Regions from separate parts of the Mus musculus genome. Here region 1 is linked to region 2. Evidence: chromatin contacts called from ENCODE Hi-C or POLR2A ChIA-PET data. All regions are on one chromosome and are shown on one strand. Each heading gives the region's core, a stretch centred on a gene start or an enhancer-like site at or near the end of the contact. The rest is flanking DNA. Distances are from core to core; before and after follow the strand shown. Region 1 overlaps Spata13 (spermatogenesis associated 13). Region 2 holds the start of Rcbtb1 (regulator of chromosome condensation (RCC1) and BTB (POZ) domain containing protein 1).

What was found. A loop is a pair of places that touch in the nucleus more often than their neighbours do. ChIA-PET counts read pairs that join two places held with the same protein, here RNA polymerase II (POLR2A).
Region 1: a loop to region 2 is called in a map of T-helper 17 cell, with 8 times the contacts of the local background. The contact joins the enhancer-like site here to the promoter of Rcbtb1 in region 2. A Hi-C loop is called at or near these places in 1 of 37 maps with a recorded cell type or tissue (T-helper 17 cell). POLR2A ChIA-PET finds 5 or more read pairs at or near these places in 1 of 5 experiments (Patski).

The regions. Positions count from the first base shown.
Region 1 is chr14:60,736,602-60,742,772 of GRCm38, reverse strand. The region is part of intron 4 of Spata13 (spermatogenesis associated 13); the gene reads right to left. Among named protein-coding and RNA genes, the nearest start is that of Gm34997, 28 kb to the left of the region's middle. Within about 2 kb of position 2,988, at least 2 of the 3 ENCODE cell types and tissues checked have a DNase peak (open chromatin) inside an H3K27ac peak, as active enhancers do.
Region 2 is chr14:59,197,662-59,204,515 of GRCm38, reverse strand. It overlaps Rcbtb1 (regulator of chromosome condensation (RCC1) and BTB (POZ) domain containing protein 1), which reads right to left and starts at 3,288. Exons shown (of 12, transcript NM_027764.2): 1 at 2,932-3,288.

The sequences.
Region 1 (6,171 bases), core at 1,739-4,238, 1.5 Mb before region 2:
GGAAGCAGTGGGGTGACCTGGAGGCTCCTCTGCCATAGATACCCACCCTGGGCTGCCCCATCCCATGGGCCTAAGCTCCACTCAGTTTCTTCCAGTGGCATGTGAGAGCTGGCTGGGTACACTCATAAGCCCATGTCTTCTTGTCTTGTCCTCTGGGGCTGGGGTTCCCTGACCCCTGCAAGCCTCACAGGATTGTTGTAGCAACACTGCTTTCAGAGCTCTCCTGTCGCTCTTGAGAACACACTCCCGTGCCCGGCTGTATACCAGTGTTGTCAAGGCTCTGGATACCGACGTGCCCATGAATCTTGGACAAATGCACGAGATGCAGCTGGGCTGGAACTCCACAGAGGCTGCTGGGTGCCTGCAGTGTTCAGTCCCTTCTCCCACCCCAAGCCTCAGCTCCCATCCCTAACTGCAATCAGGCAAGCTCTGGCTACAATGTAGTGAGCTGCTTTGGAAGTGCCTCAGGGAGTGAGCCAAGCCACTCCTGAACTTGAACCCAAAGCCCAGATGCACAGGAACACTCTCAGGAGCTCCTCTGATGTCCTGAATCTGGTATCTTTCTGAGTCTCTCAGGAAAGGGCAGCCAGGTGGGCAGGGGCAGCCATACATGTGTACGCGTGTGCTAGCAGTCATCAGCACCTACAAGCTTCCCCTCCCCCACTTTTCAGGGATGCAGGGCTGGAGGATGTGAGGTCTTGAGGAAGCTAGGCCTCAGCAGTCTGAGAATTACGGTACCGTCTCTTCCTTTAAATCGTAGCTTCCATGCCCCTTCTGTGGTCACAGGCCTTGCAGGTGCAGAACTGAAGGCTACTTATTACGTACATGGTCTATGACACATTCCCAGGGTATGTGTACGGGATGTTGACGGAGGAAGTCTTCAGGAAATAAGAGATATTCTGTATGCATAAGTTGGCTGTCTCAGGCACCAGGAAAAGCACTAAAGATAAAAGCCTTTGTGAACTGGGGGAGGCTTGTAGGGGAAACAGCAGCCTGAGTGAGGCCTGGTGGCCTGCCTGGGTTTACAGCTAAAAGGTTCTAATGATCGTGGGGGAGTAGAGACTAGACAGACCCTGGGTCTGGCTGGGACCCAGAGCTGCAGGAATCTTTGGATGTCGGCCAGCAGCGACCTGGCACTGCCCAGTACCACTGGCATTTCTCCTTATCACATTTCAGCTATGGCTGAGCCAGATTGAAAGAAAAGAAAAGCATTGGGGCCTCTGAGAGCAAAACCCTGAAAATGACACTTTTCCCTCAAAGAACCACTGAACAATGTTGGCCTAGTGAGGACCCTGCCACCTGATCTGCCCATTGCTGGGAAAAGCAGCCTTTTTTTTTAAAAAGACAGTAGTTATCTACAATCCATAATTTACATTAGTGAAATATAAAGAATTCACTGGGAAAGTGCCAGACCTCACGGGATGGGGTTGCAAAGTGACAAGGACAAATGACAAGTGACCTGAGCTGGTGCTGTAAATGCTTACAAGAACGAGGTGGGACATGGGACAGATTCAATACCACAGTGAGCTCTTGCTGAGTGGCTTCCATTAGCCCAGGTACACTGACTCAGCGCCCCACCGGCTAACTGGGGTGGGCGTGGCTAGGGGCAGAAGACTTGCAGCCTGAAGAAATGGCTGGCATAAAGACAGCTAGCATAAAGATGACATGAGGACCACACCAACCTTCCTGCATCGATCACGACACAGGTGCCAAGTGCAAGCTGCAAGACAGGCGTGAGTGTATGTCATTAATTCCCAGGTTGCTGTACTGGCTTCACTTTCTGGCTAAAGAAGCCTGGGCAAAGGCACCTGACCCCTTTCAAGTTCGCCCTGCCAACTGTAATAGGAACAGGTTTTCATGTTTCCTATACTCAAGGTTATTCTTCCTCCCTGGCGTTTCAAGGCCGACCTGAACTATACTTTCTCTTCCAAAGAGGATAAGAACCCAGCCAGTTCCCACCTATCTCTCAACACTTAAGCCTGGGCCCCCCTAACAGGTCCACTCAGCTACTCCTTGTTGTCCTTCCTGCCTCACCCCACCCAATACCTATGGTTTGTATGTACCTAGGCAGCTATTACATCACTCCTAATTCAAACTGCATCACTGCTCATCAGCCTCAGGGGAGAGCCAAAGCCCCGAGATCCTCTACACGCCACCTCACCCTGGTTCTGATGGTGTCCTGCTGCTCCTACATGACACCCTTCCTCAGACAAGACTCATGCTTCTCGACCATTCCATTTAAAAGCCACATCTTCAGAAAGAGGCAAGAGAATTGCAGTAAGTTCAAGGGCAATCACACATGGGCTATGTGTAGAGACCCTGTCTCAATCAATCAATCTAAATAACTAAATGCATTCTAAAAGGAAAGTGGGGGCTAGCAAGACGGCTCAGTGGTAAAGACGTCCACAGTCAGGCCTGAGGACTTGCATTCTATCCCCAGGTCTCACATGGCAGAAACAGAGAACCGATTCCCACTAGCTGTCCCCTGACCTCCAGATGAACATGCTTAAATAACAAATAAAATGATTTTTTTAAAAAAAACGTATATAAGTGCAGACTATTCTTTTACTGGGTGCTGTGAAGTGGGGACCTCAATAGAATATTCGTCTCCCTCCATTTCAGGGCAGCACTGGCCATCTCTGTAATGCCAATTACAGGTAACAAGACAGAAAATCTGTGTGCAATACAGGAAACACGGGCTGGTAACAGGCTGTTCTGGGAGTGGCAGTAACTGCTAGGCCCCTGTTCCTTGCAGGCTTTGCCTCTCCCAGCGAGGTCTAACGGCCTCCCAAGCCTGTCTCCATTCTTTGCCTTCTGTGACCTTAAAGCTATCTACGATTTTAAGTTCCCCCCAAACCTAAGGACTCCCAGTTCCCCGTCCCAGGGGTGAGAGATGGATGCTTTGTTCCTGCATGCTCAGCACCCCACGTAAACACCTGCTGCAGAGAACACACTCAGTGCTTTGCAAAGAGGACAGGAACTGCCAGCAGGGAAGCAAGATTCGAAGGAGTTACATAACCACGTAACACCATGCCAGGCCAGGCCAGGCCAGGATGGACACCAGGTCTCCTTAGCGCAAATCCCGGCACCCACCTCAGATTATGGCTAGAAAATCCCGCATCTCACTCCCCAGCCGTGCCCTATGCTGCGCTGCTTCCACAGAAATTCAGAATCCTGGTCTTGGGGTTTTACAAAAGCTCCACTCTGTCTCCCCTCCACTCTGTCTCCCCCCCCACTCTGTCTCCCCCCCTCCACTCTGTCTCCCCCCCCTCCACTCTGTCTCCCCCCCTCCACTCTGTCCCCCCCCTCCACTCTGTCTCCCCCCCCCCCCCCCCCCCGCAGTATCTAAGGCCTCCTTGGCTGACTTCATTCTGCTTCGGTGGTGCCAGACACTTGCAGTAAACGATTTTCATCTGAGCTGAACGCTGCTAATGGGGAAAGAGCAACTGAAAGCTCTGGTTTGTGCCTGATGGATACCAAAGCCTACTCCCGTCTCTGGGGTGGCGCGGGGATGGGGTGGGGTGGGGGTGGCGCGGGGGTGGGGTGGGGGTGGGGGGTGGGGGGGTGGTACCTCTTCCATGAGGCCCAGTCCTCTGCAGCCACTTCCTACCAGCTGCAAAAGACTCCAATTTCCTCTGCTATCCATGGGAGTTTAATAAAAGCAACTTGTTAACCTACAGTGATTTTGAGTAATAAAGAACTAATATAACTTCTCAAAATGTACTTCCACAAACCCAAGAGAAATAAGTATATATGTAAAAAGCGAATTGGTTGTTTTGAGACAGTCTCACTATGTAGCCCAGGCTCCCTCCTTCTATCTCACCCTTTCTCTCCAAAGCTGGGATTATGTGTATATATCTCCATAAACAGCCAAACGTGTAATTTTTTCTTTTTATTCTAATTTTTTAAAACCCCAGCGGAAGTCCTTTTTAAAGCACAGTTGAGTAGTATTAGGTTTGCTCCACAGCTGGGCTTGGACCTTCAGAACTCTTTTATCTTGCAAAACCGAAACCCTGAACAAACACTAACTTCCTTTCCTTCTTCTCTCCCCTGCCTACTCCTTGCCAACCACGTCTCTATTTCCTGTTTCTGTAAGCATTTCAGACGGTTGGTGTCCAGACCATGTAGTCTCAGCCTTGCTGTGACAAGTGTTTCACTGGGCACAGTATGCTCATGGTCCTTCCATGCTGCCCAAGTCAGAGTTCCCTCTGCCTTGAGGCTGCGTGTGCCGCCCTCTCTGTTCCCCCTTCCATGTGCTGAGCACACCAGGTGCTCCCACCTCTCAGCCATCTGCACGAGTGTGCTCACCACATCTTAGAAGCCCCGCTTTCGGTTCTTTGGGTTCTGAACTCGATCAGGATAGTGGTGATGTTGCTCGTTCTGTTGTAAGATTTTGGGAGTTTCCATATTGTTTTCAAGGTGGACACAGCATTTTATTACCCCACCGCCAACGCACAAGGGCCCAGCTACCTATAGGGTTTCTTTGGTTGACAATTCCAAGTATGGAAAAGACACCTTTTCTCTTTGTGACATTCTTTTTTGTTAATTAAAAACATAGTTACATCACTTCCCACGCCCTTTAATCCTTCCCAGGCCCCAACTTCCTCTCAAACGCATGGCCTTCTTTAATTATTATTACACACACACACACACACACACACACACACACACACACAAACACACGAATAAATATATAAATACAACCTGCTGAGTCTGTTTAGTGTTGTTCCTGTGCACTGACCACAGGGCTGTCAGCCTGGTATTGTATAATCATTTCAGAGCTCATCCCTGGGGAAGACTAATTCTCCCTCTCTCAGCAAAATAATCCTGTACACATGGAGAGGGGGCTGCTCAAAACCAAAGTCACTTTAAGATCCCAGACTCTAAGATCCCATCCACTACAAGAGCAGACGAATTATATTCCTAAGTACTTGCTAACTAAAAGCTTTAGCCAAAATCAGGAAGGACTCCCCTTATTTTCTCTTTTCAGTATTTTGAACAGGTGGGGATTGAACTCAGGGCCTTGAGTAAGCTAAGAGAGTCCCTACCCTTACCCTCTGTCAGATCTGTGTGCTGAGGTCAGCTAGAGACAATGCTGGAAGAACACTTTTCAAGAGCCCACCAGTTTCAGATACACAACACAGTGGGTTCAGCACGCTCCGGGTTGGACCACCATGGTAAGCCACCACCCTTTGGGCAACAGCTGCATGTTCAATTCCCCTGTTCCTTTCACAATGGCCTCTAGAAGTGAAACTCCAGCCAGCCAGCCAGGACCAGGACCGACCCCAGGAATGGGTGCAGAGGGCCGTGTGCTACCTATGGAGAATGGGCCAATGCCTAGGCTAGCAGGACGGTTAGGAACACTGAAATCAGCAGACCATCTTCTCTGAACTCAGACGTCACAGTTCTGAGGGAGCATCTGATTCTAAAGGTGAGTTTGACAACAAGAAATGACCTCACACTGCATCAGTACCGGAGCCATGCTTTGTACCCCCTTCCTGGCTATTCTCTGAAAAACAAGTGTCCTGTCCCCTCCCCCACCCTGCCCCACCCCCACCCCCCACGTCCGCTGCGGCTTTCTTCTCCAAACAAACCAGTCTCTTTCTGGCTGGCTTATTGTGGCAAAGTGACAGGGCTTAAAAGCACTGAACTGCAGAGTCCCAGAGAGGCCACCTTGGGAAAGCCATGATCTCTGAGCCTTTGCTTTCTCTTGTGTAACTGAGAAAAACACCCCTGACCCCCCACTGTCTGAGGCGGATGTGGAGCAAGGTGAGAAGAACCCAGCCTTTCAGCTAGTGTTCAGGGCTGGGCCAGGAGGTGGCACAGCTGGGAAGGGCTAGGCTGTCACCCACAGACTTGCTAATGCACAGTGCCCTTTCCCTGCCTGGCAGCTCCCTCCCTCCGGGTGGGGATTTCCCCAAGGCTTTGTTTGGGGGAAATTCCCTTGCTTAGAGCAGTCTGTTAAAAACATACATTTCAGAAACCTTCCTGCCGCTCACTATACTTCCTCCAGGCTGAGAAAAACTATTCCAGCTTCCCCTCCTCAAAAGCGGAAATGGCCTCACAGTCTGGCAGCTGTGGTTACAGATGATGGTGGGCCCAGCCCCTCAGCCCAGAGAGCCACCCTCAGGCCACCTCCTTCCCCACAGAGGGAACCAGCAATGCCCACAC
Region 2 (6,854 bases), core at 2,039-4,538:
CATACCTACTCTGGTGGGCTTCTAGATACCGAGATGCTAACCTTCCTGATTAGCCTGGCAGTACAGTTTGCAGGCCCAGACAAGTCTCTAAGACAGATCAGCCTCAGAGCTTTTAGACTAGGAACACACTTCAGAGCTTCTTCACTCATTCAATGTCAAAAGGGCTACAAATACAGTACAGTTTCAAACATTTGCTGAGACACTAATTCTATCACTGTCCCAACTGCTACCACAACTTACAGAACTGGAAAAAGATAGCATGCCCTGAACTGGGACAAGACTTAAGTCTATAAACACTGCATGCTGTCTTCATCAGACACAGCTAAGGCCACCGGTACAGAGGTCACTGAATATCAGCCTCACAGCTTCATGTGCAGACACCATGACTACTTGCTGTCCTAGAATTTCCCAACCCTGACATGTCGAAGTCATCGTTTAAGAGGAGAATGGAAGGTGCTATAGCTGTCCTTCCTTGAGAGCCAGAAATTATTTGACTTGAAATACAACCTACAGTAATGGCCCCTGGGAGCATTTCTTCAGCCCTGTCACCCAAGGGGCTGCTTTTATATCACTGTCTGTACGTTTCTGGCAATTTTACAACGGAGTATCTGACATTTCATTGTTATAAGAGCTGATACTGAAATCATGTGCTCTGGTTGAGAAACAAACCACCCAAGTGTCTATAGGATTAGCAGGAGAAAACAAATCCTGTGATATGGACTATGACAAAAGATACTTCTCTTTAATTCCAGCACCAAGGAGACAGAGGCAGGAGGACCTGTATGAGTTCAAGGCTAGTACGGCCTACATGGCCAGTTCTAGGCCAGCCAAGGCTACATAGTGAGACCTTGTCCTAAAAACAAAGAAACAAACAAAACAAAACAAAACAAAACAAAAAAGGTAAGACAGAGCCCAGAAGTTAAACACCATTGTCTAGATTCTACAGTCTAGAGGTACATTCTGATCTCAGAATTCTCTCCCCCAGGAAAGAGGTCTTTCTTTCTGTTGTTTTTAAAGCTCTGGTCTGAAGTGGAACAGGAAGCTGCCCAGAGTACTCGTAGGAAAGCTAACCTTTTGTTTGTCCATTTCTAAAGTGACAAACACATTAGAAATGACATTTTGCTTAAGATTCCTTCTCTCATATGTGCTTATGGAAGATCTAACATCTTTTGAAAACCAAGGATTTAAACTATAAGCATGATGCTAACTTCATCAAAGGACAAACCACACAGGGAGAACATGGCACCTTCGTAATTCAAATAATATCACCAAGTGTTAATATCAGTAACATAACCTCATCAGTAATAACCAAAGACATAGAAGGAAGTAAGTTTTATATTTAGTCAGTTACACAGTCTTCACTTTAATTTAGTATATTTCTCTGTGATATAAGATTTAAAAATGTGTCACCAAAGCATGCCACTAGTCAAGTTGACAAGAAGTTTGTGCTCAGGGTTCATTATTGGGACTCTCTGTCCCCACAACTTTTTCTCGTGTATCAAAAAGTTATCCCAGCTAACAGTTGGACACATGAAGTGTTCATGTTCACAAACTACAGACTTTCCTAACATCTTCAGAGGTTTCAGAAAAGACCTTCTCAAATGAACTCCAGTACGTGAGTGTGATAAAGTCTATCTACTACTCCCAGAATACAACAGTAGCCTAGTTATTTGAACTGATATTCAGTATCTAAATTCTAGAATCAAGCAGATTTTGGTAGCTTCAGTGCCCAAACTTTTGCTAGTGGCTTTTTCTTACAATCTGAAATCTTACTGTGGAAACTCTGGAACTCCTCAAATTTCCAAAGTATATAGAACTCACACTCTAAAATATAAGATGTTTTCTCTAGGTGTAAAATTACAGATTATGTACATTCTTCTTTATATTTATTTATATTTTCTAAATTTTTCTTCACTCTTAGCTTGTAAATGTTTTGCTTGTTATCAAGACAGGATTTCTCTGTGTAGCTCTGATGGTCCTGGAACTCGATCTGTAGACTTCTTATAAACCGTATATTGTGGCCTAGATATACTTGAAAACTTGAAATTTTTCGTCTATATTGTGAGCCAAATTACATAGTAGATTAATTAACTGACATGTTAGGAAATCTATTCTAGTTAAAGTCCAGCAGTTTTTATCACATCTCTGGATACATATAAGGTAATGTACTGTCTTAAAATTTTTTAACTATAGATCCTAGTTAAGAAAGAAAATGTATTTCAATGTCTTGTCAGGCCTGTAAACGCATGAAGGCCCAACCTTTGTTTCATATGCTTCCTTTTAAGTACCAAATGCAGAAAGAGCAATTCAATTGCATGACTCTCGGATAAAGACCCCAGACTTCTCACTTTCTGGTACACACAGGCACTCAGTTTAAAACCTTAGAACACAAAATTTAAGCTACGAGCTTCATAGCTTTGGTTTCCTGTATATGTTCTGAGATTCGTAGAACTTAACACTTCGGATCATAAGACTTAAAAATCACAGAAGAAACACTTCAAAGATTAACGCATCACTTCCTCTTCAATAGGCACAAAGAGGGGGAAAGGAAAAAAAAAAAAAAAAACCCGCCCCGAAGTACTGGTATTCACACAATGGAGTAAAACCCAGGCCACAGAAGAAGAGAACCTAAATCCTGTTGTGATTTAAATTGAAGTCAAAATTTAAAAGACACTCTAAACTCCCGTAAGGGTCCCGTAAGCATCATCTCATGCCTGCCAGCATTTCTTGCTTTTGATGCTACGCCCGCTACAGCGCACGCCAGTCTCAGAAACTCCGATTGTTTTGCCCACCACGAGCTTTAATCCTCGTAGCAGTAACGGGGCAGAGGCGAGGGAGACTATGAATGTTTCTAAAAGCAAGCTGTATTGTCTTATAAAACTGCAACCCTCGGCTTCGGCGCTCTGCAGCAGTCAGCCTCCCACCGCTAACCTGCGTGCTCCGGGTTCCTCCCCCGCAGGGCGGACAGCGCAGCTCCTCAGAGGCAGGCCGCGGGCAACGCCACGTACTCGGCTCGCCGCACACCTGGGGGAAGCGCCCGCAAGACGGAATCCGCGGGTGCCCGGTGCGGGGTGCGCGTCGCCGGGGAGTCGCGAACGCGCCTGGTGCGCACGGCCCTCGGGAGGGCGCGGACTCAGCAGCCAGCGGCCGAACAAGGCCCTGTCCGGCTCGCCTGCTCGCTCGCCCGCACCGCCGCCCTGCAGCGCTCTACCTGTCAGGCCGCCCGGCCAGGCCCTGACTCCGCTGCGCCGCCGCCGCCTTAGCCGTAGCCGGCTCCTCCCCCCCAAAACCGGGAGCGAGCACAAGCGCCCGGGCCGCCGGTCACGTGGGCGGGTCGCGTCACGTGACACCGGAGCGCCCCGCGCAGCGCGCGCCCTCTGTCTGCTCAGGTTCCCGCTCGGGTTTGGTTGTAGACCGGGCTGCTGGCGCAGCGCAGGGGCGCCGTAGTGGCTCCCGCGAGGACCGGAAGGCGAAGGCGTCCCAGGATGGCAGCAGAGCGTGGCCTTCCTCCCGCTCCGCCCATCCCAGGCCGCTGGTCTTCAGGACACGTGTCTCTGCCCGGTCCGAGGAAGGCCAGGACGCCTAGGTCAGGAGGGCAGAGGCAAGGCTGCTGAAAGCTCTCTCTCTGCCCAGAACTTTTCTTGTGTTAAGCGGGTACAACTGAGGTCCGGAAGGGAGCGGCCGCTTTGTGCTTTGTGCTTTGTGCGTCTATCAGAAGAAGCTTATCAGTTGTAAAGTCCCCTACCGCCCTAGGCTCTCCCATTTGGCACTAGAGACCAAAGTCTACACTTGGCACCCCAACATTCAAGCTATCTTGTTTAGACTCACCTTTCCCTTTTCAGGTCCCAGCGGTAAATACAAATCCCCTTTGTTTTCTGTTTACCACTAAGCAGATGCGGTCCAAAAACCTTTCTGTCAGCACATAGTAACTACAACGTGCTTCCCCCCTATAGAGAATTCTTGTTTCTCTTGAGTACTTTCGGTGGATTACATTTTTAAATATATATATATATACCTTAAATTGCTGTAGGCCTCTCAGGGTTTGTTCATTCTTTTGCCTTGATCTCAAATGTTCAGAATCACCATTTCCTTTCTCAAAGAAAAAACAGGAGGAAGAGGTTAAAAACAGATTTTACTTAGAAATTATTGCAATATAGAAATTGAGCCCTATTTTATACCCTAATGTTTCTTTCTGTTGTACTAGTCCCTGGGTAAAATCTGTTTTTACCAGTTTAATGACTCTGGCTCTGGTTTTTTTTTTTTTTTTCCTAACATTTCCCAAAATATTCATCGGTCTCTCATCTTTCAAAATTGAGGTCAGACACCATCTATTCTTCTTGCAGACTTAACATCTTCAGTTGTTGTAAAAGTTCATTGAGACAGCCTCAGCTACAACTACTCCTCTAGTTATAATACTACATACTCAAAACAGAAAATTCACAATGCAGGTAAATGTATTACTCTGCATCTAAGAGATTAAGTATCTATTGTTACCTGATCTCACATATTATGAACTCTTCATAACAGGGCTATATGGTCTTACTACAATAACTGAGAACTGACTAGACTCTCACTATCAGCCAATGGAAGAGCAACACCAAAAATATGGAAATTTGGTAGACTTGAGGGAGGATAGAAATGGAAAATTATGGGAACATAGGGAAGAAAGGAGTCCCTTACCACAGAGTCTTTCTGAAGCGTTTTGCAGCTGCAAATAGAGTACAATTAATGTTTGTGCTGAAGGTTGCCTACAGAGAGACAGTATTCCTTTTTTATGGAAATATTTTCTAGTAAGAAGGTTAGAATACCAATGAACTATAAGGTCTGAGTGTATCTGTCCTTAGAACACCACCTTACTTCTATCCCAGATGTTTTGTAGGATTCTTAAATGATAATCTTTCTGTGTGTCTCTGTCTGGTCTCTCTTTTGTCTCTCTCTGTCTCTCTGGTGAGACAGACTGTGTGTGTGTGTGTGTGTGTGTGTGTGTGTGTGTGTGTGTGAGAGAGAGAGAGAGAGAGAGAGAGAGAGAGAGAGGGAGAGACAGCACATGCAAATGTAGATGCATGCAGACTATGTGTGTGTGTGTGTGTGTGTGTGTGTGTGTGTGTGTGTGTACAAGCAAATGTAGATGCAGGCAGATTTCATTCGCAGTGAAATATTAACCTCTGTAAACATTGAAAACATCCACCTTCCCCACACATCCTTGTGATCTAGATCTTGTTTTTTACCTCTCAGCTGTAATTCTATCCACTGTAGCCCCATTTAATCTTCCTTAGGAGCCCTTGGAGATGCAACTTCAGAAGCCACCGACATCCATTATATACAACTATAACAAATTCAAAATATGGTGGGGATTAAAACAAGAAAAAAAGCATTATGATTAACATGAAAGAAGCCAGTTAGCAAAAGGCCTGGAAATCCCTCCCAGAAGCTGCAGGAAACAAAATGGAGCGTGCTGGAGAAAAGCCTTTGGGATGGCCTTCTGAGTGTGGGAGAAGGGTGAAGCTGTTTACATAACCTATGAGGGTCATGCTGTTGAGAACTGAGGGTGTTAGAGGACCAGCCCTGTCCCACCTCTCTAGATCCCTCCCTTTCTGAGGAGAGCCTTTCTCCTCTGTAATAGAACCTCTATTTCTATCATGTTTCTTCATTCTGTGTTATTTTGTTCTAGGAAACAGTAATGTGGAATTTGGGCAGGTGCCCCCAGACTCAGAGCCCCATCTGACAAAGATAATAACACGTTCTCTCTTGAGAAGCAGACACCCATGTGCTTGGCAGGACACTTCCATCTGTTCCAGCACTTCTTCATTAACCTTATGCTTAAATCTGTGTTAAAATCTCTTAAATGCCAGCTCTACCTCTTTGTAATTGAAGTTTTTAAGAATTTCATGCATAAGTATTGTATCTACATTATTTGTGCCCCTCCTCTTTCTGCCCTCTAGCTCCTCCCATGTTCCCCAGATTGCCTCTCAAATTATTGACTCTCTTCCCTCCTTCCCAACCCCCATCTTTGTATGAGCACTTGCAAATGTGCAGGCAGGTAGATGTCTTCGCACAACTGTGAAGGTCAGAGGACAGCTTGTAGTAATCAGTTTTTCCCTTTCACGATGTGGATACTGGGTATCAACCTCAGGCCATCAGACTTGGCAGCAGGACCCTTTACTGCTGAACATTTCAATGGTCTGTAAATCAGCTTTACCATCAACTATCCTTACACTGGCACAGCAGATTCAGGAACAGAGATGGCATAGCTATGAAGAGGATAGCCACACATGGACCTACTTCGTGATCTCTTACTCACCGATGTTAATCTAACAACTGCAAACTGCCACCAGCAGAGACCATTGCCAAGATTCTACGTAATATAAAGTGGGGAGGTAACACTTGAAAATAGCAACCAGCAAGATGGTGGCAAATTGATCATATTGGGCTCTTTACACTCAGGAGAGGGAAGCCATTTATTTTAGTAGGATAGGTGAGTATTTTTTTATGTTTGTTACTTCAGGATCTCAGCCAATAATACTATATTTAATTTTAAATTTTATTATTGTTCTGTATGTACACACACACACACACACACACACACACACCAGTCTATGTTTAGAGGTCAGAGGAAAACTTTGAAGAGCTAGCCCTCTTTCAACTAAGGGACCCAGGGATTGTGTTCACTTCATTAGGCTTGAACAATGTCATCAGTTTATGTTCTATTTGATTCACCAGTTTGATTCCACCTATCATTGCATCAGAACAAAGAACCTACTTAACAGCAAATGAGACAGCCTTGCTCACATTTCTACAGAAGCTAATGGACTGGTCACATGGTACACTACCTGGAATCCACTGACCTCATTAGC